6 separate regions of the Homo sapiens genome follow, and regions 1, 3, 4, 5 and 6 are each linked to region 2. The links are chromatin contacts, found by Hi-C in ENCODE. All regions are on one chromosome and are shown on one strand. The core of a region is the stretch at or near the end of the contact, and the rest is flanking DNA. Distances in the headings are between cores, read along the strand shown.

What was found. A loop is a pair of places that touch in the nucleus more often than their neighbours do. Pooled maps may share reads with other maps.
Region 1: a loop to region 2 is called in a map of GM12878, with 13 times the contacts of the local background. The contact joins the promoter of EGOT here to the enhancer-like site in region 2. A Hi-C loop is called at or near these places in 1 of 168 maps with a recorded cell type or tissue (GM12878), 8 of 37 single-sample maps with no recorded cell type and 5 of 50 pooled maps.
Region 3: a loop to region 2 is called in a pooled map, with 18 times the contacts of the local background. The contact joins two enhancer-like sites. A Hi-C loop is called at or near these places in 3 of 37 single-sample maps with no recorded cell type and 2 of 50 pooled maps.
Region 4: a pooled map shows a loop between it and region 2 (15-fold over the local background). The contact joins the promoter of BHLHE40 here to the enhancer-like site in region 2. A Hi-C loop is called at or near these places in 3 of 37 single-sample maps with no recorded cell type and 5 of 50 pooled maps.
Region 5: a loop to region 2 is called in a pooled map, with 4 times the contacts of the local background. The contact joins the promoter of ITPR1 here to the enhancer-like site in region 2. A Hi-C loop is called at or near these places in 3 of 37 single-sample maps with no recorded cell type and 3 of 50 pooled maps.
Region 6: a loop to region 2 is called in a map with no recorded cell type, with 9 times the contacts of the local background. The contact joins two enhancer-like sites. A Hi-C loop is called at or near these places in 4 of 37 single-sample maps with no recorded cell type and 2 of 50 pooled maps.

What each region holds. Positions count from the first base shown.
Region 1 is chr3:4,749,698-4,753,898 of GRCh38, forward strand. EGOT (eosinophil granule ontogeny transcript) reads right to left here and starts at 1,893. Exons shown (of 2, transcript NR_004428.1): 1 at 1,249-1,893; 2 at 1-313. The region is part of intron 44 of ITPR1 (inositol 1,4,5-trisphosphate receptor type 1); the gene reads left to right. RefSeq lists an enhancer at 1-15.
Region 2 is chr3:276,266-280,561 of GRCh38, forward strand. The region is part of intron 2 of CHL1 (cell adhesion molecule L1 like); the gene reads left to right. Among named protein-coding and RNA genes, the nearest start is that of CHL1-AS2, 81 kb to the left of the region's middle. Within about 2 kb of position 2,491, at least 4 of the 41 ENCODE cell types and tissues checked have a DNase peak (open chromatin) inside an H3K27ac peak, as active enhancers do; they include GM12878, where a contact is called at or near this core.
Region 3 is chr3:4,775,613-4,778,980 of GRCh38, forward strand. ITPR1 (inositol 1,4,5-trisphosphate receptor type 1) reads left to right here. Exons shown (of 62, transcript NM_001378452.1): 48 at 1,652-1,762. Among named protein-coding and RNA genes, the nearest start is that of EGOT, 26 kb to the left of the region's middle. RefSeq lists an enhancer at 1,032-1,101. Within about 2 kb of position 1,612, at least 7 of the 41 ENCODE cell types and tissues checked have a DNase peak (open chromatin) inside an H3K27ac peak, as active enhancers do.
Region 4 is chr3:4,976,813-4,980,912 of GRCh38, forward strand. BHLHE40 (basic helix-loop-helix family member e40) reads left to right here and starts at 2,625. Exons shown (of 5, transcript NM_003670.3): 1 at 2,625-2,986; 2 at 3,150-3,219; 3 at 3,489-3,596. The coding sequence starts at 2,907. It overlaps BHLHE40-AS1 (BHLHE40 antisense RNA 1), which reads right to left and starts at 3,149. Exons shown (of 3, transcript NR_125916.1): 1 at 2,983-3,149. RefSeq lists enhancers at 847-1,036, 1,157-1,206, 1,337-1,456, 2,757-2,906, 3,014-3,608 and silencers at 1,567-2,336, 2,547-2,606.
Region 5 is chr3:4,491,798-4,496,118 of GRCh38, forward strand. ITPR1 (inositol 1,4,5-trisphosphate receptor type 1) reads left to right here and starts at 1,551. Exons shown (of 62, transcript NM_001378452.1): 1 at 1,551-1,808; 2 at 2,634-2,709. It overlaps ITPR1-DT (ITPR1 divergent transcript), which reads right to left and starts at 1,366. Exons shown (of 2, transcript NR_108075.1): 1 at 987-1,366. RefSeq lists silencers at 1,620-1,889, 3,188-3,482.
Region 6 is chr3:4,831,290-4,836,047 of GRCh38, forward strand. The region is part of intron 60 of ITPR1 (inositol 1,4,5-trisphosphate receptor type 1); the gene reads left to right. All of the region lies in intron 2 of LOC124906209 (a long non-coding RNA gene), which reads right to left. Among named protein-coding and RNA genes, the nearest start is that of EGOT, 82 kb to the left of the region's middle. RefSeq lists an enhancer at 3,384-3,653. Within about 2 kb of position 3,207, at least 2 of the 41 ENCODE cell types and tissues checked have a DNase peak (open chromatin) inside an H3K27ac peak, as active enhancers do.

The DNA of each region.
Region 1 (4,201 bases), core at 643-3,142, 4.5 Mb after region 2:
TTGAAGAATGCTTGCTAGGGAAAAGTTCCCATGGTAACTGTTTTTAAAAGAGTTTTGTAGCATCAACAGGTTAGACAGGAAGTCAAAATCATGGAGCTCAGCAGCATCCCCTATAAGCACGTGCTCCTTTTTAACCACCCCTAACAAAGACACTGAAGCACCCTGTTCATAAGCCCTGATGGGCACTGGAGGGTCTGGCCAGGTTGGGCTGGATTTCAGGGGACCTGATTTGTGTTTCCCTGTGCAGTGCTCGTTTCCATCACCATCTTTAAGGAGGAGGCCTTTTCCATCCACTGGACTCTTACCATCGTGCCTGTTAAGGAACAAAAAGACAACTGCTTAGGCCTGGAGGGTATGTGGAAACCACCAGTTACCTTTGAATATACCTGTGGTGCTCGAACCTCCTTTAGAAAACCCAAGATGCCATTTTAATGATGCTTTGCTCTTGGGTATCAAATTTACTCCTTAATTTACCTCAGGAGATGTTCTAAGAGGAAGCCACAAGATTCCATACCTGCTGTTGTTGTTTTAGAGCTGGTGGATTTTTTTTTTTTTAATCCGCGGAGGAGGACTTGACCCTGTGGGTTCCTAACTTGGATGGCCATGCAGAGCACCCTTAACTTGGAAATCTATATCCTGCTGTTTAAACTTCAAGATGATTCCTATCTGGATTAAAGTCCTCAACCAGCAGGCCGAGGCAAACTCTAAAGAAAAACAAGGTCATGCTGCATTTTTTTTTGGTAAGCACAGGAATCAACAAAGAGATGTTATATAACTTCTATTTATATCCTCCTTGCTCACTATCTGCAGGCAGACAAGAGTCGCTGAGAAGGGATTTAATGAGCTCTCTGGGTTTGCTCACCTTCCTGAGCTGGTAGGAACCAGCTTGTTCTCAAATGCGTCAGTAAAGAATCTGGCTGTGGGTGGGCGGCCAGGGTAGGTGGACTGCGTTGTTGCTATGGTGTTTTTTAATTCCCCTGTCTCTCAAAGATCTCACTCCCCCCTTCCCTGACTCCTTCCTTTTGCCCCCTTCCTTTCTTTCTTTCTTTTTTTTTTTAAATCTGTAAGCTTCCTTGTTTCTCACACCTACTCATGATTCTTGGAGCTGTCTCCGGAAACAGAATATTTTCCCTCTCCTTCCTAAGTGCTCAGCTCCCCCATTGTGTAGCCCCGGGACATCAGAAGTTGTTTTCTAAGGTGTGTTTTTTCCACCCTCCCTTATTTCTTTTCCCATGATTTTTTTATTACCAATCCCTCCATGAGAGAGACCTATCCTAGGAGTCTTCCATCTTGCCTGATAGAAGTTTTCTCTGGCATATTCCAAATTCAGATTGCTCCAAAACCAGGTGAAGTCTGTTGCTAGTTGGACAGTCGGTATGGCCTGGAGGAGAAGGGCTGTTTGTATTTCCATGCATCCTCCTTTGTCCTCTTGCCCTGGGTGAAGCAATGACGTCTCTGTCTCCTCTAGTGCGTTATAAAATAGAACCGCAAGAAAACAAGAGAATGGGTTTACCCCACAATCATAATTCCTGGAGCTTGGGTAACTCCTGTTACCTGAAGGTTGCAGGTTGAAATGACTCAGCTTGCATTTAATTAAAAAAAAAAATGCTGCCCCATCAGATTCTCAGCAGGGACGACGAATGCACCTTGCTGAGAACCCTATGGCTGCCCAGGGAGTGGCCCCCTGCACCCTGGCCGGCCTGGTGGTGGCCACAGAGGCTTCTGAGATGGCTCTGTGTTGTCCATCACATTCCCACCAGAGCAGAGACACTTAGAAGATGTGAGTAGGGAGGTTAGGATGAAAAGTTCTTAGAAAAGAATATGTAGTTCCATGAGGACAGGCTGAAAAAATTTTTAAAAAGCCAAACCCACCTCTGCCTTGCCCAGAAGTTGTGCAATCCTTAATAGCAGTAGCCTGTTTGAATAATCAGAGGCAAGCTGACTTCCCTTTATTAACTTCTGTTAGAGACATCTGCATAAAATATCCCCGGATTCCAGACCAAGTAGGTAATTTTTTTTTCCCCTCTGAGTAACGGGAGGGACTTTCCCTTTGGAAATCTTCCAGCAGAGTTAACTTCATGGTTGAGACTGTTTTCTCATTATAAGGTGCCAACAGCTAGATTCCTGATGCAGGGACAGTGAAGGCGCCTCATGTACACACTTGGATCCCCTGCTTCCCTGAGAACTGACTTGATGTTCACAGTTGCCTCTGGTTCTTCTGCCTTGACCCTCCTTTTCACGGAGAAATCTATGCCCGCTCACATTTCCTGAGGTCCTCTGAGTTCCTCTTTGAAACTGTCAGAGGCTCTCTCAAAGTTTCTACCAATTTCCTATTCCTGGGTTTTAGACTTTTGATCAAGATGGCTCTGACACTGAAGGGGATAGTCCTGTAAACCCTCTGAAGTCTTCAAGCCTCGTTTTTCCCCTGGAATTCAGGACTTTAAAAATATATATATTTTATTGCTCTTCGAGGAGGATGTGTTGCAGTTGCCCTCACCATATGGTATTTGAGAAATATGTTTTTATTAGCCTCCTTGCAACACAAACCCACAAACTGTTGAGCCCAGAGCTTGTAGCTATCAAGTCTGGGGAGGGAGCCAGGTTTGGAGACGGAAGGTGCACAAATGATCATCCCTCCCGGGCTGTAGTTAATCATGCAAGCTGCTGTGTCACTGGGGCCGGGGTAGTTAACAGTTAACTCGATGGATTAAGGATCCTCAGCCAGGCTGAGCCCATCACAGAGTTACGTGCAAAAACCGGATAAGCCCGTAGAGGTGACAACACCACATCAGCTGCCTTTGGCTGGTCTGCGGTGTGCTGCATATTCCCACTTAGCAGGACTTTGAGCTTTCACATGCAGGCTTCTTCTGGCCATAAAGTTATACTTCAGCTGCCATGGATGCAAAGCTTGGCTTGAGTGTTTCGGAATTGCACCTCCTTCAGGATTATTGTTCATTCATTAATATAGTAAATTTTTTAAAAAGAGAGAAGAGGCCTTACTGTGTTGACCAAGCTGGCCTTGAACTCCTGGGCTGAAGAGATCTTTCTGTCTCAGCCTCCGGAGTAGCTAGAACTACTGGCTTGTGTCACCACAGCCGGCTTAATATAGCAGATGTTTACTTACTGAGCACTCCCTGGGTGTCAGGTGCTATACACATTGGCGTCAATACAGTCAGGGATGAGACCAACATAGCCCCTGCCCTCCAGGAGCTTACAGTCTTGTGGGAGACAGAGCTAGGAAATCAGCTCATCATCAGCTAAATCAGAGCTTCAGAGAAGTGTGATGGGGAAGCAAACAGGCGCCACGAAGCGTGGCCAGGGAGGGCTTCTCTGGGGAGATACCGTTCAAGCTGAGACCCAACAGATGCGAAGAGAAGGAGCTGTGTGAAGAGTAGCAGAGGGCAAGAGTATTTCAGAAGAGGGTTGGCTTGTGCTTGGGATGTTGGAGGAGCTGAGTGAAGGAAGCTAACGCGGTCTACCCCATGGTGGTCGGTCAGGGGCAGAGCTGCGGAAAGTATCTGCTCCACCAGGGTGATGGGCTTGTCATCAAGTCGGGGCTGGATGAGGTGATCTCTGTGGTTCCCGCCGATCCCTAGTCGGTGCTTCTAAAGGGCACCAAGTTGGCTTGGGCCTGTCCCCTGCTTGGATATGCGCTGCCGCCGCCAAAGCCCTAATATACAAAGCAGCTTTACCCAGATGAGTGCTGTGTGATTTCACCCTGCCCTGCTCTAACCGCTTGGCCATCTGTACATCTTACTGTCAGCTGCCAGGGATGCTCTCTGTGGCCGTGTGGAAGTTACCTGGTGGGCCAGCACACAGCAAGATGGGGATGCAGGGTGGGGAGACATGAAGAGTCCCAGAGCATTCTGCTGGGGACCAGACTCGGCTGTACCCGAGAGTCAGTTGAGTTGGGAAGGACTAGGGTTGACTGGGGGTGACTGCAGTCTTCATCAAGGAGGCACTTGCTTTGCTTGATGCTTTGCCACCTAAGCCAGTGTCCTTGCCTCCATCCGGCCTGAGTGGATTTATTTTTTTCGGCTTCTATGGCCAAGTGTCCTTGTCACAGTTTGTGTGGAGAGCAGCGAAGGGAACGTGGCTGGTGTAGACACCCTGCCGGTACTGTGCGGGCTCTCACCTGTTTTCTCTCCTGCACTCCTTGCAATAGAATCTCAAGTGGTTCTCCTCCTCTTTCTCCATTGCA
Region 2 (4,296 bases), core at 1,241-3,740:
CCATTGTAGATACTCAATAAAATATATCAAATGAATCAACTTGAGCTTTGAAGGTTGGGATTGTCACAACATTAAGAGTGTTATAACCTTTCTTCTCAGACATTTTTGAGGAGTTGGAGATAGGAAACTGCAGAGTTTAGCCTGTTTGGAAGAAAGCTGGTGTTTTATAGTTTGCAGCATGATTGGAATCCAGTGACTCAACTGCCTTTGACCATGAGGTTTCAATAAGAGGCAAGAAGAACTTCAGTTCCAAGGAAAATCTCCTGATTAAAAGAGTCGTACACTGATCTCAAAAAGACTTCAATGGCAGCATGGCATGGAGTTCAAGAGTATGGGCTCTGGGGCTGGGCACGGTGGCTCACACCTGTAATCCCAGCACTTTGGGAGGCCGAGGGGGGCGGATCACGAGGTCAGGAGATTGAGACCGTCCTGGCTAACAGGGTGAAATCCCTTCTCTACTAAAAATACAAAAAATTAGCTGGGCATGCTGGCCGGCACCTGTAGTCCCAGCTACTCAGGAGGCTGAGGCAGGAGAATAGCGTGAACCTGGAAGTCGGAGGTTGCAGAGAGCCGAGATCATGCCACTGCACTCCAGCCTGGGTGAAAGAGGAAGACTCCGTCTCCTAAAAAAAAAAAAAAAAAAAAAAAAAAGAGTATGGGCTCCGGGCCAGATTATCCGGGTTCCATTCTAAAGCACTCCACTTATTAGCTGGTGACTTTTCAAATGACTTCTCTATACCCAAATGATCTCATCTGAAAATTGGAGATAATGATTGTACCTGCCTCATAGGATTATTATTATTAAGATTAAATGAATTACTGATAAAATACTTAGAACAGTGCCTGATACACAATATGTGTTATGTAGTGTTTGTTACATGAGTATTCATTCTAAAAAGTCTTTTAAAATATAAAGTAAATGCTTATAGATTTTTTTTAAAAAATTATGCATCTGCTTGAAAACTAAAGGATATTATTTGATAAAGTGCTAAGATGTTCTCAGTGCTAGAATTATATAATAGTAGCCACATCCTGGAACCATAAAGGCATTCTTAAGGAAGTTTATATTTAAAAAAGCAAAATAAAGAGCCAGGAATGAGTAACTAGTGCACAGACTGTGAAACCAGAGGATAATATTCTATATCTGTAAATACACATAACATTAAAATCCTTAATTTGACAACTGGCAGAAGAACACAGCATTGAATCTTGTATATTTTCATTTTCTCTTTCTCTTCTCTACCACATTCATTTCCATGTTACTTTTATCCTTTTCAGAATGACCAATTGCTTCCGTTTTAAACTATACTCACTGTACTTGGGATTTATTTCTCTTACCTTATACTGGAAAAAAATGCAAAAAAAGGGCATTCAGAACTTACGTGTCATTTTTATATTGCGAATTCAAGGAAAATAAATATTTTTGTGACTTTATTTCTAAGTGTTACATTTGCTTATTTTGTCTTTTCCATATTTCCCCCTTTCCCTGTCTTTGGCATGACATTTGGAATTGTTATTGGAAAGAGAATCAACTCAGAAATCAGGAAAGTTAGCCAGTGACACATTCCTTTATTACATGATGCAAATATTTTGCTTTGCTCTTTTAACATTTTTCTTTTCCATAACAAGAAGTTTTACAGCTACATTTCACAGATTTTACATCTCTGCATCTAACAGAAACATAAAATGTAGTTTGCATTTAGGTATTTGTATTTTATTTTACTAGGCAGGAATGTGGAGTGTGTTTGTGAGCTTGTGCATGTGAGCTGGAAGGAAGTGTGGTTGCCCAGTACTTCCTCAACTCATGACTGAAACTTTGTTCCAGTTCAAGAAGGAAATAAAGAGCCCTTCAAAATAGAATACTGAATACTTTCTTCATCCGCTCTATAGAAATCAGGCCAGGAAGCAAATTAAAATTACAAGAATATCCAAAACAGAATTATTTTGCTTGCTGTCTGTGTATTTGACCACTGCCTTTTATGATTTTAACCTTTCCAGACATTCTCTTTGGGGTCGGTTTTCCTTGTGGCCCATAGGAGATCCCACTGAAATCATTTACTAGTTGTTCCAGATTTCCCCACAATCCCCATTGCGCTAAGTGGCGGCTAATGTGGGAGCTGTCATGTTTGGAAAATACCATGATGCCATGAGTTAATTTCATACCTGTCACAAGATCTTGCATGCGATCCCAGGGGACCAGTGGTATGTCACACACTACTGCAAGCGTTCGTTAGTACCTCTCAAAGCAATGAACCATGGCCAAGAGATCTTGTTGCAACATATGGCAGCACCTGTCACCAGGCTTCATGACTGGCATAAAATTAACCTGTTTTCCTGTTTGATGCGCTGCTTTTTTTTGCTTATCCGTAAAAAGGATGAGAATAAATTGTATTTGGAAACAATTTACTGTTCCTTTCAAGAAGTATAATGGTAGACTTGGGTTACTGGACACAATGAATAGACAGTGTCCTTGTAGAAGTACACACACTGCTATTCAGTAAAGGTGGTATTTTATGAATTTCTGAATGGCAGTCTGCACATCTCACACAGGAAGCAACGTTTTAGTTTCTGAACTCTGTCAAACTTAGACATAGAGCAAGAAATGACATTATTGTGAGCCACATTGTGGAAGAAAAATCCAGGAAGCATGAGTTTCAGATGTGAGTTTGCCCTTGCCTTTCGAATGGTTTCAAGCAACCTTGAGCTTCCTCTCTCTTCTCTCTATATTTCTCACGCTCAGATCTTAGTATTCTAATGGGGACGCACGAAAAAGGGACCCACAGAAAAACAATATTCAGAATGATGCCGGATATTCAGTGTCTTAGAAAAATAGATTAATGGGATTTAGTCTTTAAGTCTTAAAACTGCAATTTAGCAGTTATTTTTATGGATAAAGACAAAGAATATAGTCCAGCATTTATATATGGCTTTCTACCTCAGAGAAATAGTAAAAGTTTTTTGATCAAATGATTTCTCAATAGAGAAAGTATCCGGTTTCTTGCATCATTTTTCTTTTCTTTTCTTTTCTATTTTGGATCTTCTTATATATCTTTTTGCAGAGCCTTAAGCTTCTTAAAATATTTATTTTAATCGAGGGGGGAGCTGTTTTCTATAGCTAGTCTTTTTCCTTCTTCTTAAGGTAAATGCTTCTTAGATTCTGTGAGTTTTAAAATTCATATACAGCAAAGAACAAAGATAAATTTAGCAGTCTTTTCCCTTTATGTCACTACCAAGTCTAGGGAACAAATGGTGCTGTTCTTCCACAATCTGGACTGGTTGCTTTGAATTCTGGAGTAATCAATTTTTCCTGGCATTTCTTAAATGGTCTTTTTTATTCACTGAATCTCCTTTGAAAGTATAAACATTAGTCCTTGTTCTATGGTTTTGGAAATTGATGACTGCTATTCTCAAAGGATAGTATAGTTGGAATGATTGAAGGAGCAGAGCAAAAAGCTGAACTGAAACAATGGAGGGAGGAAAGATAGTACCAGAGACAATGAGAGAAGTGGGCAGTGATTGGAAGGGAATCCGAAGTAGGGATTGGGGACTTAAAGGCTGCTTAGACTTGATTAATAAATGCTGTATAAATGAAATGCTGAGACAAGGGATAAAATTGCACTTGAGAAGTCACTTGAAAATGTGTTAATGCCTTTACTTGACAAGCATTTATTTTTTCATCCTGGGTATAAAACCACTGTAGGAAAATGTAGATCATTTTTTCACACTGAGTATTTTTTAACTGCTGATTATGGTTATGTTGTCCTAAAATCAGGTTTCTATTATCTGAAAAGAAAATAAAAAGAAATAAATATAGGTGTGTAAAGATAAGTATTTTGGAGGCATGGATCTTCAGGTGAAGTGTCATGTAATATCTTTGCTAAGTCGGGATAAAAATAAAATTTAAAACTGAAATTCATATTTAAAAAGTTCTTAGTAGAGTCTAGGCATTTTTTTTTTTTTAGTGTACCTAACAGTGATGAAAATTTTGTATCTAAAAGAATGAGGGATTTTGCAAGGGATTTTCAGGAGACTGTGGCACTGTCATGGATGGTAGCTATACCATTTTCTAACAAAGTATGTCAAGAAAATTGAACATCAGTCTTCTTACTAGAAAAGAGAATCTGTGGCAAATTATTTTATTAATAACAGCAAACTGAAGAGCCACAAAATAATTTAGATAAGAATTAAAGTGCTGAATAACTTAGATAAGAATTAAAGTGCTGAATAATTTAGATAAGAATTAAAGTGCTGAAACAATTTTATTACTGGTAAAGCTGAATTCAGAACTGCTTCTGG
Region 3 (3,368 bases), core at 362-2,861, 4.5 Mb after region 2:
AGAACCTTCCTAATGAAGGACATTGGAGGGACAGTCCATGGTCTCTTTCCTTGGCTAGGTTTGGCTTCATTTGATTTGGTTTGAATGTCCAACTATTTAACTTGATTTCTAGGAGTAGGCAATAAGGCAGGAGTGAAATGAGAACCAAAAGACAGTGACCTATTTTAAATACTAGGGGATTTCAAAGAGTGACTACTGGAAGGGGGTTTAAGCCTAGCTAGAGAGAAGAAAATTACTACACGTGAGACAGCTTGAAAGTAATATAAGGACATTTTTATAGTTGAGATTTAAACATCATGGACATTCAGGGGAAAGAAAGATGAGATAGTCTTGACTTTGGTCTCTCAAAGAAGAATATTTTGGGAGTACAACCCAATAACTTCTTGTCTTGAGTAGAGTCATTGCTTATACATGGCATCTTAAGGATTTTGTGAGTTTTTGCATTGTGCTAGGTTGAGTATGATGTTTTGTTTGTTTGTTTTTGGAGACGGAGTCTCACTCTGTTGCCCAGGCTGGAGTGCAGTGGTGCAATCTCGGCTCACTGCCTCCTGGATTCAAGCGATTCTTCTGCCTCAGCCTCCCTAGTAGCTGGGACTACAGGTGCATGCCATCATGCCTGGCTAATTTTTGTATTTTTTTAGTAGAGATGGGGTTTCACCATATTGGCCAGGCTGGTCTTGAACTTCTGACCTCGTGATCCACCCACCTCGGCTTGCCAAAGTGCTGGGATTACAGGCTTGAGCCACCGCGCCCAGCCAAGTATGTTTTTTAATACCAAATTATAGCTTCATCCTAACTGGAGAGAGACGACCAAGGCTTCAAATGGTCAGTGCTAAACCCAGCAGCCAGGGAAGGTTACTTGTGTGACTTGGGGAGCCAGGCCCTTCATTCAGAGGAGAACGGTTTATGAGAGACAACTCATTGTCTATTAAAAACCTGGTCTCAGTTGTCTGTGAATGTGAGAATAGCATTTTGTGAGATGCACTTTCTTCTCCCGGTTCCCTCATGAAGCAGATGGTGTAGTCCTAGTTAAAATGAAAAGGAACAAAAAAAATACAACAGGCTTGGGGAAAGGCTTTATTTGACATCTAAGTGAATTTCCTTATTACCTCAAGTTTGCTTCTCTGCCAAATAGGGGCCTGTTGAAAGGAACAGATCAGAGTGGATTGTGCTGCAAACGGAGATGTTACCTGGGGGCAGATGATTAATTTTGATATTGTGTGCCTTAAACAGGAAACTTGCTTTCCAAGCTTAAGCCTTAAGCTAAAGTACAAAATACAAAAAGAGTGCTTTAGAGAGAATGGAACACACCTTGAAAGGGGAAAAAGGGTTCAGAACCCAGAATCAGTCATACACCATATTTTCCCTTAAGAACAAAAGCCAACTGTGCTGCATGATTTGGATTAGACACAACCAATTTATCAGTTACAGTGCATGGGGACTTTCCTACTGTTTACTGTTAATTCTGAAACTAGAGATTTTCATCTGTCTTTTATTCTTACCACTTTCTCACGGAAAATTTGCAGCTCTCCCCTAGAGACATTACTGGGAGTGGTAAGCATTGTGTTGAAATAGCAGTTCAGCCTGTTGGCCTTTGACGTCTGATTTATGACCAGCGTTTGTGTGAATGTCTGTGTGTGTCTTTGCTCAGAACTGCATAGCCACCCATGAATCCAATGGCATTGACATCATCACAGCCCTGATCCTCAATGATATCAATCCTTTGGGAAAGAAGAGGATGGACCTTGTGTTAGAACTGAAGGCAAGTAGGAATTAAAAGCAGAAGACAGTCATTTGGAAACAGTCACTTTTGTGTTTTGCCTTGGCACATGCACATGGGCAATTAGTCATGAGAGTAAATATTAAAGATAGTTCTTTAAATGAATGACCCAGGTTGCTAGTGCTGACTACGATGCAGAACTCCAACCTTTCTCTTCCACGTAAGGTATCTCATGAGGGGATAGGAGCTTCTGAACTGTTAGGTCACACAGAATGAAGATTCCTTGCTCCAAGCTAAGAAGTGAATCCCAACAGCATCGAGTACTAAATACCTTGGTTCTGAAAGTCACAAAGAGAGAAACAGTGGAAACGCCATTCCCTCTCTGGTTTCTGATTTTTCCCCATTTGAGGGAAAAGGGCCGGTTGAAGAATAGTACAACTAAGCCTATCTAGGACCAAAAAAAAAAAACCCAAAAAAACAAACATGTATTTTTACTTAATCAAGGAAATACCTTTTTCTCTTTTGTCACTGATTTAGCAGAAGGGTGGTTAATAATGTTGGTTTAAAATAAGGAAAATTACACAAACCAAAAATGTGCCTGCGGGCCTCTGCTGAGTTTCTCTGTATTGTGTACAAATGCGGGACTGCAGGTGACTGATGTGGAAGCCCCACTGACATTTGGACTCTCTATTACTCAAACAGCTTAACGGAATGAAAATCGTGACTTCTAGGTGCTAAACCTGCAGCATTTCCAAGCTGGCCTTTTTTGGATATTTGAGAAATTGATATACCATTCCTGATGTTGACTTCTAAAGTATACCCAGAAAACCCTCCCTTCTATGTAGGGGTTCCATAGGTTCTCTGAGAATCCCATGATTCAGTTTTAACAATTGAGCTTGCAGGCATCAGGTTTCTAAAGTATATTTCAAAACATGTTAGCCTTTCTGGACACATTTCCTTTTTAACTGTTCCCATGTCAGGGCATGTTGAGATTTGTCCTCTATCTGCCCATCCGCAGCAGCGAGCACTTCATCATTATCATGAAAGAGCCTAGAACTACAGGGTTTTGGCTGAAAGGTTGAGCTGTATTTATTGCATGAAGGATGTCATAGGAAAGGTCATTAGGAAAGATGGGAACACAGAAACCTGTGGGAATGGCAGTTATTTTTTCTTTACTATTTAGAACTGAGAGTCCACACTAACAGTCGATTTGGGTGTGTGGTTTAAATGGACTTTTTTTCTGCTATTTTTAATTCCTTTTGACAAATTGTGTTTTAGAGTGAATTTTAACAGATTCAACCTTGTGTACCTGGCCACCATTTATCAGAAAGTCCGAAATAAACAGAAGTTCATGTGCTCCTGGTCAGCATTTGAGTGACTTTTTCAACTAATCCAGTGATCTATGGATGATGATAGAAATTTGTGCCCTGCGATAGCATGATACCCTGACTCAACTGCTGTGACCTAAACTAGGGGAAGAAATAAGACCACTCTCACTGTCCAAAAAAAGAAAAAAAACCCAACAGCTTTCAAGTCCTGTACATAAAGAAGCATACAAAGTATCATAGACCCAGGGCCTAAAATGAAGTCAAGCCAGGAAGTACAGGATGTGGGGTGTGAACATGGGTGTTTTTAATGTAATGGGAAA
Region 4 (4,100 bases), core at 1,375-3,874, 4.7 Mb after region 2:
GGAACCGTTCTTGAAGCTTGAGAATACATTCGGAACAAATAAAAAGTAGGAAATGCATACATTTTGTTATTTACAGTTGTAGGGCAGGTAAGGGCAAAACGTATTGATAAACTCAAAGAATTTTAAGAATGATATTGTCATGAGCCATGAGCCATGGAAGCTGCAAGGTTTGGGCTCCCTCCTGCCATCGGGTGGGGGGTGTCGGCGGAAGGGGGTACGTGTCCTGTCCTCTCCCAGTGCTTATTTCCTGCTGGAACCGTGGTTTTGACGCAGCCGTGACAGCCCTTCATCCTTATTAAAATCACACAATGAAGCAGGTCGCCCAAGATTGAAAGCGCGTTTCCAGGGCGGACCCCGGTCCCCGCCTTTGGCCAGCAAAAGTACATTCTGGCAGGGAGGGATCTCTGAGCCCCGAAGTGAGGTCATGCCAGTTAGCAGTTAGAAAAGGAGGCATTTCTCACACTTGCTAAAGAGTTTGACGCTTGTGAAATATAAACAGGAAGCGGGAGCTCTCCAAGGCGACCTGAAGGAAATACACTGCCAGTTTGGTCAACTTGTGAATGCCAGTTCTCTAGGTCGTCAAGGGCACTGCCAGTTAAGACTGATCCCCTAACTGCACCCGAGGCTACTACTCTTCGCCCAGTCTCGGCAGTGACCCCATTTTTTTTTCAATCCTTCCCACAGCCAGGTCACTCAGCAGTGGGGTGACTGACCCGAAGCGCAGTGGGAAGGGCTTACAGTCATCTCTCAACTCCCCGAACTTGCAGGGCAGGGGAGCGCAGAGGTCAGTGAAATCCCCAGCCAGGCCTTATTTTAGTCATGAGTTTCCACTGGCTCCCTCCTCTGACTGTATCAGCGCTGCTCACACCGCGGGATTGGAGTTTCAGCTGTTTTCCCTGCTCCCGGCTGAGTGAGAAGGTCACAGAGCCCGGACCTTTCCGGGGGAGGTGGGTGGGGCCCTCCGGCAGCCTAAGTGAGATTGCAGAGATCTGGGGCCGCTGGAGGAGGTCCTTCCGCCCCGGGCTTGGGGCTTTGGGTTAGCTTCTCCCCCGCTTCTCTACCTAGGCATCTCGGTTACAATGAAATTAAAAACAAAACACAAAGCAACACAAGTTCTCATTGTTTTTCCCCTCTGTCAGCCAGTGGCCTCGATACAATTTTCCCAGGGCTGCCTTTCCTTTATTGCTCAATTTAACCTCTTCCTAGAGGTTCTGCAAGTTCAAGGGCAGGATCCGTGTCGGATTCATCAACTAGTGCAGCGCCTAGTGCAGAGCAGGGGGCTCAAGAAATACGTGTCGACCGCATGATTGCTAAGATTTCCCTGTAACAGGCGGTTTTTTTTTCTTGTCTCTCTCATCCCTCCTGCCCTGGGTGCAGACCGCGAACAGCGCCGCCGAACTTCCCAACAGGCAGGGAGAGGGCCGATCCGGGCTGGCACGCCACGTCCCCGGGGTCTCAGTCCCTGGGTCAACGCAGAGAGGCTCGCGGTCCGCGGTGCTACGACCTGAGCCCGGCCACGTGAAGCGTCACGCCCTGCGCTGCTGCAGGGCAGGCGCCGCCGCCGCGGTTGTGTAACGCTGCAGCCGGAGGGGAGGCGACCGGGGCGCCTCTGCTCCGGAGGGGGCAGAGGAGGGAGGGAGCGCCGGGCACAGCGCCCGGTATCTTTCTGCGCTTGACTGGCCGGGAGGAAGGGGGTGACACTGGGGCACCCAGGGGGCTGCGCAACCGGGTGCCCGCCCGCCCGCAGGTTGTGCCCAGGAGCGGAGCTCCTGGGAGCGAGGGGCCCTCGGCTCACACCCTCCACGGTCAGGTGCGCGCGGCGTGCTCGGCGGCAGCCTCAGCTGCCCCTGCGCTTGGCCGTCGGCCCGCTTCCCATGGGGTGACATCCGCCCCGCCCCTCGGTCCCTCCCCAAGGCGGGCAATTCCTGGACGCGAGGGTGAGCAGTGGGGGCAGGGAAGCCAGGACGGAAAGAAACCCCAGCCTCTGGGGAAGGCTGGGGGGCCGGGCGACTCCCTCCGCAGCGCGCCGGTTCCTCCAAGCGGGCCGGGCGGGGGAGGAGGAAGAGGGCTGGGCTGGAGCTAGCAAGGGGATATTCCTCTCCCGGCTTGAGTCAGACGCGGGCGGATCCGTCCTCCCCCGTTCCCTCCCAGGAGACGGGAACTTACTTCATTTCCCTGGGGCAGGTTCGCCCACGTTACCAACTTCTCCCCCTCCCCCAGCACCCCCGTCCCTTCCAGCTTCCGCGCCCCCCACCCAACTGGGCAGGACCCAGGTCGTGCTGCCACCCCCTCTTCGGGGAAAGGCGGCCGCAGCCGCAGACACCTGGGGGCCGGGGCTGGGGGTGGGGGCTCCCTAGCAGCCGCCGGAGCGTTGTCCAACACGTGAGACTCATGTGATGAAGCCGGGGGAGGGCGGGCAGGTCGCTCCTTCCCTCCCCGGCAGTGGCCAGACGTGCCTGGAGTCACAGGGTAGAACACGTAGCTCCAACCCACCCACTCGCTCCCATTTAACCCAGCCCGCAGCCTCTCCATTACTCCTCGGCTTGCCCCCCCACCCCCCCACTCCGCCCTAACCGCCCCCCCCTCACCCGCTCCCTCCCGCCTCCCCGCCCGCCCCACTTCTCATTCACTTGGCTCGCACGGCGCAGACAGACCGCGCAGGGAGCACACACCGCCAGTCTGTGCGCTGAGTCGGAGCCAGAGGCCGCGGGGACACCGGGCCATGCACGCCCCCAACTGAAGCTGCATCTCAAAGCCGAAGATTCCAGCAGCCCAGGGGATTTCAAAGAGCTCAGACTCAGAGGAACATCTGCGGAGAGACCCCCGAAGCCCTCTCCAGGGCAGTCCTCATCCAGACGCTCCGCTAGTGCAGACAGGAGCGCGCAGTGGCCCCGGCTCGCCGCGCCATGGAGCGGATCCCCAGCGCGCAACCACCCCCCGCCTGCCTGCCCAAAGCACCGGGACTGGAGCACGGAGACCTACCAGGGTAAGTTGGCACTCCTTGGCCCTTCAAGCCTCAACTGCAGCCCCATGTTATGCGCCACTCTCAACTTGGAGCAGCTCCGGGCGCACCGGGAGGTTCTTGCCCGGCAGAACGCCTGCAGCCGTGCGCAAGCAGTCACGACCCTTCCTGGTCTCTCTTCCTGCAGGATGTACCCTGCCCACATGTACCAAGTGTACAAGTCAAGACGGGGAATAAAGCGGAGCGAGGACAGCAAGGTAAGCAAGTGCACCCCTAGGGACCCTGCGCTCAGCCCCTCGCGCGCGCTGAGTTTCCAAGAAAAGTTTTCTCGCTTTGAGGTTGGCGAGGGGATGCAGGGTGTGGGCTCGGTGCCTCTTCTGAGTGACTTGGAAAAGAAAGGGCAGACGATGGTTCTGGGTGCTACTCTGCTACTCTGCTCCTCTGCCGGACTGTTGCTGCGGGGCTGGGAGGATAGGCTTCTCATCTCCTTCCCCAAGCGCCCACCGCCTCCCCGTGCGTCTTGCAGGAGACCTACAAATTGCCGCACCGGCTCATCGAGAAAAAGAGACGTGACCGGATTAACGAGTGCATCGCCCAGCTGAAGGATCTCCTACCCGAACATCTCAAACTTACAGTAAGTGAGAAGCTGGCCCCTTTCCAACCCAGTCCTTTGCCCAGAGGGCGGGCGGGTCACTCGCCGCCTGCAGGTTCCGCGGGGAACTGCAGACCAGACTGGCGGATCAGAGCTGGCGGGTGGCTCTGCGGTGGGGTCCTCCTCCACAGTCCTGGCGTTTTCTGGCTGACTCATGCAAATGAGGCGAGAACCACTTGGACCTCTCCAAGTTGGCTCCAACACCAACTGGCCTTCCTTTTCAGGAGTTTAACTTCTGGTGATTTTCAGGATTCCCTAGTTTTTCTCACTTAAAGGAACACGCCAAGAAACACACACATTTTATTTACCCCTTCCCCTCTACCACTCCCCCCACCTTTTTTGTTGTTGTTGTCAAATAAGGGGACTTGCTTTGGTGTGTGATTTTTACGGCCTGTCCTTTCTTGACAGTAGCCCTCGGCTACTTCGCAGCCTTTGGTTGGGGAAATGGAAAAAAAAAAAATAGTATTTCGGGAGGAACAAAAAAGC
Region 5 (4,321 bases), core at 301-2,800, 4.2 Mb after region 2:
ATATTAAGGAATCCTGCTAAAAAGTAGACATATTCTAATAAGAATTTCCTTCAGATGGCAAAACTGGGGCAAAGAGATGAAAATGACTTGCCCAAGGGCTCAGAGGCTGCTCCTAAATGGGGAGAGAGGCTATTTAAGGCAATGGCGGTGGATTTCCCCAAAGACAAGGGTTTCATACACGTAGAGTCTGGAACGGGAGTCCAGGCTGTACCACTTAACTCGAGGGGTCATTTGGGAAGTTACCTGATTTCTCTGAGCCCTGGATTGTGCACCTGCCAAATAGATATAATAAATATACCTACAGTTGGTAAAACTCAATAGCATGACGCATGAAAACTGCATGTGGTCTGGGCTCAATAAAATCAGCCTCCCCATTGATTATTATCATTATTATTACTATTGTTATAACAGATCTTTAGGCGGCGTCAGGAAGTGCCTGTCTGGGATGCTATAATGCGTTTGGCTCACCACTATGCCCCAGCGCCTGGCACCTAGTAAACACTCAGGAAACGTTTGAGGAATGAATATACGTCATTTGAGGCAAGACAGGGCAGTCGGCTGACTGCCTCCGGGCTTAGCTCTTCCCCTCCTTGCAAAAGCCGGAGCCCTAAGCAGCGTGTAGCCCGGGAGCCCAGGCATTACTTGGCAGCGGGTGAAACCCACCTTGCCCCATTCGGAGCTCTTGGAGAGCGCCCCGCCTGGATGCGCATCTCTGTGTGAGCGGCTCTTTCCTAAGCCCTTATTTTTCTGGTTTGCGGTTTATTTACTTAAGCATTTACAGCTCCCAGGAGCAGAGGGGCTGCTAGAGGTACGGTCAGGACTGAGGTCGCGGTTTGTATTTATTTTCTGCCTCCCAATCTCAGAGCCGGCAAGTCACAACACGGCTCCTTTATTTGTGCACCGGAGAGGTCTGCCTTTCTTTACCTCCTCACGGGCGATAAAAGACAAGCAACTCGGGCTCAGAAAAGTGCTCTCACGCGACTTGCCTGTGTCTCCGCTTGCGTGGACCGTCGCTCCCAGGCTTGGTTTCTCGTGCAAACCCGAGCAGGGCGGAGCAGATTAAATAAAGACACCTCGCGCCTTTAATCCTTGACCGCAAACACTGGCGTTTTTGTGCCCCGGATTTCTGAAATTCTTGGCTCGGGGAACCAAGGCAGGGGGAGGGTGGGCTTGTAAAAACTTCCCAAAGCAGAAATCCGAGCTCCTAGCCCCTCCCCGGCCCCAGTGACACCTGGATTCCAGGGAAGGGGGGCAGCCGGAGGAGAGGCGTCCCCAAGGGTTGCGGGCGCTTCCCAGGGGTGACTTTGAACGGCTGGCTCCAAGCCCTACCGACCCCAGCCAAGGAACAGGCTCAGCAGCCTGAAAGCCTCGCAGGACGCCCCTCCCCTGTCCCCGCACGCGTCTATTTAGGGCCCAGCCCGGGCGCCCAGGGGATTCTGGGACTTGTAGTCCCTCCCCGCAGCCTCAGGCGCCGCCACGACCCGCTACTTGGACTACATTGCCCAGGGAGCTTCCCGGCCTATATAAGCCACCCGGAGCCGCTTTAAAGTGCAGTAACCATGTGGATGTGCTGCTGAAGCGTTTCCTCAAGCTCGCTGGGGTGGGAGGAGAGGAGGAGGAGGAGGTGGTGGTGGAGGAGGAGGCAGGGGGTGGAGAGAGAGAAAGCGCACGCCGAGAGGAGGTGTGGGTGTTCCGCTTCCATCCTAACGGAACGAGCTCCCTCTTCGCGGACATGGGATTACCCAGCGGCTGCTAACCCCTCTCCTCGCCCTGCTCCCCCAAACCGGCGTGGCTCCCCGGGCACCAAGGTAGCGGCTGGGGCCGGGCAGAGGGCGCGGGGAGTTGGCACTGGCTCCCCGGGCGCAGAAGTTTTTGCCCCGCTCTCGGGGAGATCTTGATGGATGTGCATGCACTTGGCATGCATTTGGGGGTTCCTTTACTGCGGGCAGTTGTTTTGGGGGGAGCTCATTTGAAGCTTAAAAAACAAATATCCTCTACTCTAGTGCGTGGCTTTGGGGGCTCCCCATTCTGGTCTGATGTGGCATTCCCCCAAGTTGGAAACTGTTGCTGCAGCTGCAGGAAATAGTTCTTTTTTTTTTTTTTTTTTTGAAGAGAGGTTGTGGGGGTGTCATATGTGAGTCTGCTCAAGGAAATAATCTTTCTAAAAATGTATCCCTCTCTTGCGCTCCGTGGTTGGGAGAATAATGCATGTGTAGGGGCCCCCCGTGGGGAGGGTTTTTAAAAACGGAAGAAAACCGGAGAAGCGGTGAGGGATGAAGTGTGGACGAAGCTCATGTCCAATGAGGATGCGGGCTTCGGATACTTGGCCTTCTCGCCGGGAAACAAGTGCTTTGGGATCTGCCAAACACTTCCCTTAGTTCCAGCCTCCCGCACGTTCGAAGTTTGTGCGTGCCTAGTCTCAATTGTCAGTTACATCCTGGAAATAAGTAAGCGTAGTTACCTGGAATCTTCGCCCAAGCGATCCCACCAACCTGCCTACCAAGTTTGGGGGCGGGGGGGCTGTCCCCAGTGAAGGAGGCTAAAGAAGGTGGAAACTTGTAATTTGGAGCATTTCTGTTAGAGCTCATCTTCCGCGGTCTGGTACTCAGTCTTCTTTCTTTCTAAATATTTAGGAGCTGACTACAGAGGAGCAGGATTTGCACCCCTCGCTGGGCTTGCTTTGGCAACAGAGTGCCTGACCCAGGTCAGGTGAGTGTGGAAGCCTGAGTGCTGTAGTCAATAATGAGTTTTTGTCCTAAGCCTATTTTAAGTTCTATCTAAACCGCCAAGGAGGTGGGGAGTAAGAAAGAAAAAGAAACTCCGTGGCTCAGTCTTCAAAATTTGCCTCTGCCTTTGGTGAGGGCTTTTGGGAGCAGAGGTCCAGTGGACAGTCCGTTTCTTGGAAGTAGCTGAGAATTGAAGGAGCCTGAAAGTTTATGAGAGAGGAGGGGAAAAGGCCATTAAATGGAGCAATAAAACGGCGGCCCATTGCCGGTCTGAAAAGCATGCTGATGATTTAAATTCTGAAGGATACAGTGCATTTCATATGCCAAAATGTGTAAGCAGTATTAACTGCCTCTCTCCTTCAAGAAATAGTCACTCTTTTCTAATTTTGAACGTGTGCTTAATCAGAGTAGGTTGGATTGCAAGAAATGAAAGTGGTTGCTGCAAGTTGAAAGAATTAGAACTTTAAAAAGGGAAGTGAGTTATTGAAGCTTAAGGTGGTAGCATCCAGCCCTTGACTCAAGCCACCTGAGTGTCAAGGAATCTGGCAGGTCCCTGTTGTTTTGGGGCCCGTGGTGGAATATGAGCTGAGAGCAGCATTTATCTGTAAACACAACAGTTCCTATTTTTTCCCCAAAATGGTCAGACTGCATTTGAAGAGTGGGAGGTTTCAACGGGTGCACGTACATCACTATTGCTGCAGATTTGGCTATCAGGAGTTTTTTCTCCTGAAATGTTCAGGAACATGGTAAATAACAGGGTAACAGAGGTAGGTGGGGGTGGGTGGCTGGGTCTTAATAACTTTTTTAACATTCTAAATATTTAGCTGTTCCCTGGGCTACAATCTTTGGGCTTTTCTAATGAGAAAATAAAAGTCAGACACTTCATTATAGTGGTATAGTGCTTTTGTTTCCTGTTGATAAGATCCTCAGGAGTACTGGCGGAGTGAGAAGCATTTGGATGTGAGAACTCTAGTTTCTTCTTGGAGTTCTGTTGACTCACATGGCTGTGTGGGTGCTCATAGAGCCAAGGATTAGGCCCAGTTCCCCTTTTCAGAATTAGCTGTACAGCAAGGAAAAACTGGTCCACAGACTCTTTTCTAACTGGTTGCTAAAAATAATAAGATGGACACATTAAGTACTTGTAAGCCAGGTCCAGAGCCATGTATCTCAGAAACCCTGTGCGTCAGATGCAGGTGAAGAAACTGAGGTGCAGAGAGTGAAATCACTTGCCCAGTAGCTAGTACAAAGTAGGAGCAGGGTGTAACCTCAGGCGGTGAGGCTGTACTGCATCCCACAAATGGACCTCAGTTGATTTGGGGATGCTGGTGGTGAGAGGGAAGCTAGGAAAAATGGTAAACTTACTGCTACTGATGAAATAACTTGCATACCTCCCACCAATGATGAAATAATACATAACATTGATGTAAGAAGGAAAGGATGTAGCCACAAACATAGGGATAAAAGAGTGCAGATATTTGAGGAGGTATTAGATACTGTAATGAGTTCATTTTGGAAAGCCTGAATGGGGAGAGTAAAAAGAAACAAAACCACAAGGAACATTATGTAAGTTAAGCATTAGGCTCACCTCCTAGCTG
Region 6 (4,758 bases), core at 1,957-4,456, 4.6 Mb after region 2:
ACCAGAACCTTAGCACTTGTGGTCAGCCTGCTTCCGGCTGTGGCTTCAGTTAGTTTGTCTGCTCCGAGAGAGGAAGCACTTGCTGTGACGGGAACTGTACTGGCTGGATTGTAGGAGGACCGGGGCAGACAGTGCCTAATGACATCGGTATGTGAGATGCCAGCAGCAAGGAGTGAGTGAAGCAAAGCAGACTGAAGCCAGAGTCAGACCCAGTGGCAGATGCGGCCGACAGATGCTCAGTGACCCCGTAATCCTCTCCCCACCTTCCCCTCCCAACCGCATATACACACACACACCCCAAGATAATTCACAACAGACAAAGCGTCTTAGCTGAAGATGACTTTTCCAAAAATCCATTAGAAGCCAAGACACTGAGACACGTTTTTGATCTTGAATAGATGATACAGGCAAGATTCTGCAAACATTTCTAGGCCTTCAGACGCTGGCTGGCTGGAGAGGCGTGGGTGACAGGCTTCACTGGAGTCATTCAGCACTCAAACAAGCTCAGAGTTTTGTATGAAAGTCTTAGCTAGAGAGAAAGTAATTGGATTCAGGTGTTCTCTCTGTGCCTATTCCAGTAACTGGGTTATAGTCTAAACATTTGCACTTTGAGATTTAGATTCTCTGTGCAGAGGGGGACCCTGTTGGTGGGGAACCTTATACCACACTAGAGCCTGTCCTACTGCACAGGATGCAAAGCCAACGGGAAATTGAGAGAACAGCTTGGCTAAAATTGCTAATTAATTTTAACTACCAGGTACTTCTTGGTAATTTGAGATTTAATTTCACAGCCCAGGATGATTATTTAATTAAAACACTGGTAACACCTAAATTTGGGGCTCTCCCCCACTTCAGTGCAGAAAAGATAAGAATGCTTGCCAGTGGGATCCCTCGTAGCCCAGCTTTTCATTATTAGATATTAAGGGAGGCACTGGGGGAGACTCTGTGTGGTGGTGATTGATAAATTTCTGGACCAGAAAATCCTTTTGCTATCTTTGCATTGAAGGCCTCCTGTGAAATGGAGAATGAGGCTTTATCCCTAGGATGGGAGCACATGGCCCATGTGGCCTGCACAAAGTATGACCTTCTTTGAAACGCCGTGTTTTAACATTTGATTGAGCACTTTGGGAGGTGGTGGTTGGATCACCTGAGGTCAGGAGTTCAAGACCAGTCTCTACTAAAAATACAAAAATTAGCCAGGCATTGTGGTGCATGCGTGTAGTCCCAGCTACTTAGGAAGCTGAGGCATGAGAATAGCTTGAACCCGGTAGATAGGCAGAGGTTGCAATGAGCTGAGATGGCGCCACTGCACTCCAGCCTGGGTGACACACCAAGACTCCGTCTCAAAAAAATAAATTGACCTTTCTATCTGGTCTACGTAACTTTTTGAATTTAATATAAAAATATTTCAATCATTTACCATTGATTAAAATGGATATTGTACATTCTAAAAAGATGCATTATTTCTTTTTATGGCTTTATGTACCCCTTGGGTGGGGCCATCAAGTCCCAGGATTACAGGTACGCCATGTAGCAGCACAAGACGCAGGGCATCAGTGCCTCTCCACCACCACTGAGGCGAGGGGCAGAGATGCCAGGAGCGGCCCTTGGCATGCTGATGGGCCCCATTCGTGTCTTCAGCACACACTCTTTAGACACTCACCCTTGGAGGTAGGGCCTCCGTGCAGCTCCACAGAGGCGAAGAACTATGCATTGAGACCTGGCCGGTGACCACAGTTCTTGGACTAAAGCAGCTTGAGAATAGAGACCTTGTCTTTCTCATCTTTAGATCCTCAGCGCTCAACCCCATGCAGGACACAGATATTGTAAAAGTTCAGTAAAAAGCTGTTGAATGGAGAAAGTCTGTGCATTTTGCATTTATTTGTTCAAAGACCCTTCTGAAATCATTGCCTAGAGGGCCAGGAGGTACATATGGCATGAAAGAAGGTGAGGAAAATTCTCATTTTAATCTGTAGTCATTTGGTCACTTGCTATTAGGAATGAGGGAGAGAAACTGTTCCTTAAACTTTCGGCTATGTGCAGACTCTTGCATTGGTTTTCTGGAGTCTTTCGAAGGCCTCATTAATGTGGACTCTGTTTGGAAATGTGTGTTTTCTATTTTTATAGAAGGTTTGCTAAGCAAATGAACATATGAAGGATTTGAAAGCCAGATTTTAGATGGATTCGCTAACATTTTAGGCAGTTTAGATTCATTTGCATGTCAGTAATAAGTGAGCTACAGGTGAGTTCCGACTGCTAGCAGTGAGGACTGTGAATGTCCATCCTCTCTCCTCTCCCCTGGTCTGGTAAGGCACGGCGGCCTTTCACAGAGTTCCTGCTTCCTTCTGTTTCCCTCTAGTCTTCAACAGTCCAAGCTGCTCCTGCCTGTCTGCCCTCATCCCCAGCTCCAGCCACACTGGAGCCTCACTGTGCCAGTGGCCTCTGTGAAATGCCCTCATGCTTGCCCAAGGGCTAACCTTCTTTAGGGCCAAGCCTTGCTTGAAGAGGATTTTAGCCAATCAATCAGTCACTGGTTGTTGGGTCTTACTTGGACACTACTCTCTCTACCGCTCCTAGATACAACATAGCCTGCATTATTCCTTAGTTAGTTTTTTATTTGTTTTCAGAGAGTCTTTCTGTCACCCAGGCTGTAGTGCGGTGGCACAATTATGACTCACTGCAGCTTCGACCTCCTGGGCTCAAACGATCCTCCTGCCCCAGCTTCCCGAGTGGCTAGGACTACAGGTGCCCACCACCACACCGAGCTAATTATTTTTATTTTTTATAGAGATGGAGTCTCACTCTATTGCCCAGGCCAGTCTCAAACTTCTGGCCTCATGCTATCCACCCACCTCGGCCTCCCAAAGCACTGGGATTACAGGCACCAGCCACCAGGACTGGCCTGTTAAAAAGAAAATCTAGATGGTCACTCTCCTTGACTAAATTGTAAGCACTTTGATGGCAGGAATTCTATCACATACTTAGGTATCAAAACTGTTTCTCCTTTGAGGGGGTCCAGGATGCAGTGACCATGTCTCTGTTGCTCACTGTAGTATCCTCAACATTGTTGTATCCAAAGTGGGACTTTGTATCTTTTTTCTTCAATTTGTTTTCCTCAATTGAGGTCAGTCTGCAAAAATAGGTAGCAGCCACCGTGAGTATCCAGGGCCTCGTGCTAAGTGATCTCTCTGCAGCTGTGCTTTGGTTTGTGGCTTCAGCAGCCCAGCCCACGTCATCCCTCCTCCCCTCGCCCTAGTGGGAGTGAGTGATCACCAGTGACCTGTCGCCTATGTGTGCCCTCTTCTGAAAAATGAGGTTTCCTCCTCAGAGTTGCATAGTCCTTGAACATGGGCTACTTCCTTGGTGGGAAGATGTGGCTGTGTCTGAAGGATTGACACAGGAGAGATGAGTACAGTCAACGATAGGCCACTGCAGCTGCACGGGAGAAAACTGGTTACAGGTGGGGAAGCACTTTGGGTTTCTCAGCTAGTCATCTCTGAAATGGAATATTTTTTAACGATCTTTTGCCCATTGCTCTGTGGTGGGAAATTGATGAATATAAGCTAATGTTAAGACACATGAATGAAGTGTTTATTCAGGGTATAGGAAGGTAGAGATTGCCATTTTTCTCCTCCAGCAGTCACGATAAGCAGCTCAGGCTTACTACTTAAGCATTTGTTATTAGGGTGCATGCAGAAGAAGAGTTGCATATCATTCTGTCCTTCCACAAGCTTTTATTAATATTGAATGTCTACTATGCTCTAGTCAGTATACTAAGGTGGTTCCTGCCTTCATAAAGCTCACAAACTAGTGACTGTGACCCTGCCCGCCCACCCACCAGTATCTTAAGCAAACACTCTATGACACCTTGTTGTCCATGTGGTATGACTGCTTGTGATATTTTTCATCTAGCTCTCTTATAGGGCTTCTATATTGCTAGATGGCCCTAGGTCAAGATACAGCTCAATGATCTCACTTGAGTTGTAATATTTAGACATGTCTCATGGAGTTTCATTATTTTAAATATATTGATGCCTTCTATTGTATACAGCAGAGGTGAGCAAACCCAGCCTGCTGCCCGCATTTGTAAATAAAGTTTTATTGGAACATGGACATACCCATTTATTTATTTACTGGTTGTTTGGGGGGTATAACGGAGTAGCTGAGTAGTTGTGACAGAGACCAGGTGGCCCACAAAGCTGAAAATATTGACACACAAAATGTCGCCGACCCCCACGGTGTACACAAAGCAACAATTATCCAGCATTCCGAGTGAGTGTGTGTGTGTGTGGGAGGGGGCTTGATTTGTTTTAGAAAGACCATTAAATGTATCCTTACAAGATAAAACTGGTCCAGGTGAGAATGACACCAGACATGTGGAATGAGTCAGTTTTCTTCCCCCTGTCTCATGCTAAGCTTTTCTTACTGTTCATTCCTGCCTCTCTGTACAGAACTTATGTATGCGGCATGCTCTTTGGGAGAAAGGCATATGTGGGCAGAAGGAAGTGAGGTGGGAGGAGGAGTTGTCCCATTCTGTTAACCAGTAGTGAGAAATACTGTTTACAGGCATAAGCTATAGACATCAAAAGGATGGGGATGGACGGGGGAGGAAACTGAATGGGCCTTTCTTAGGCTAGTTGCCAGCACCCATCAACCACTTCAGGCTGGAAGGAAAAGGAAACAAGAGGAGTGGTTTCTATAAGCTCATAAACGGGGACATTGACAGAAGAGCCTATTCCCCATTTTCAGCCTCTTAAT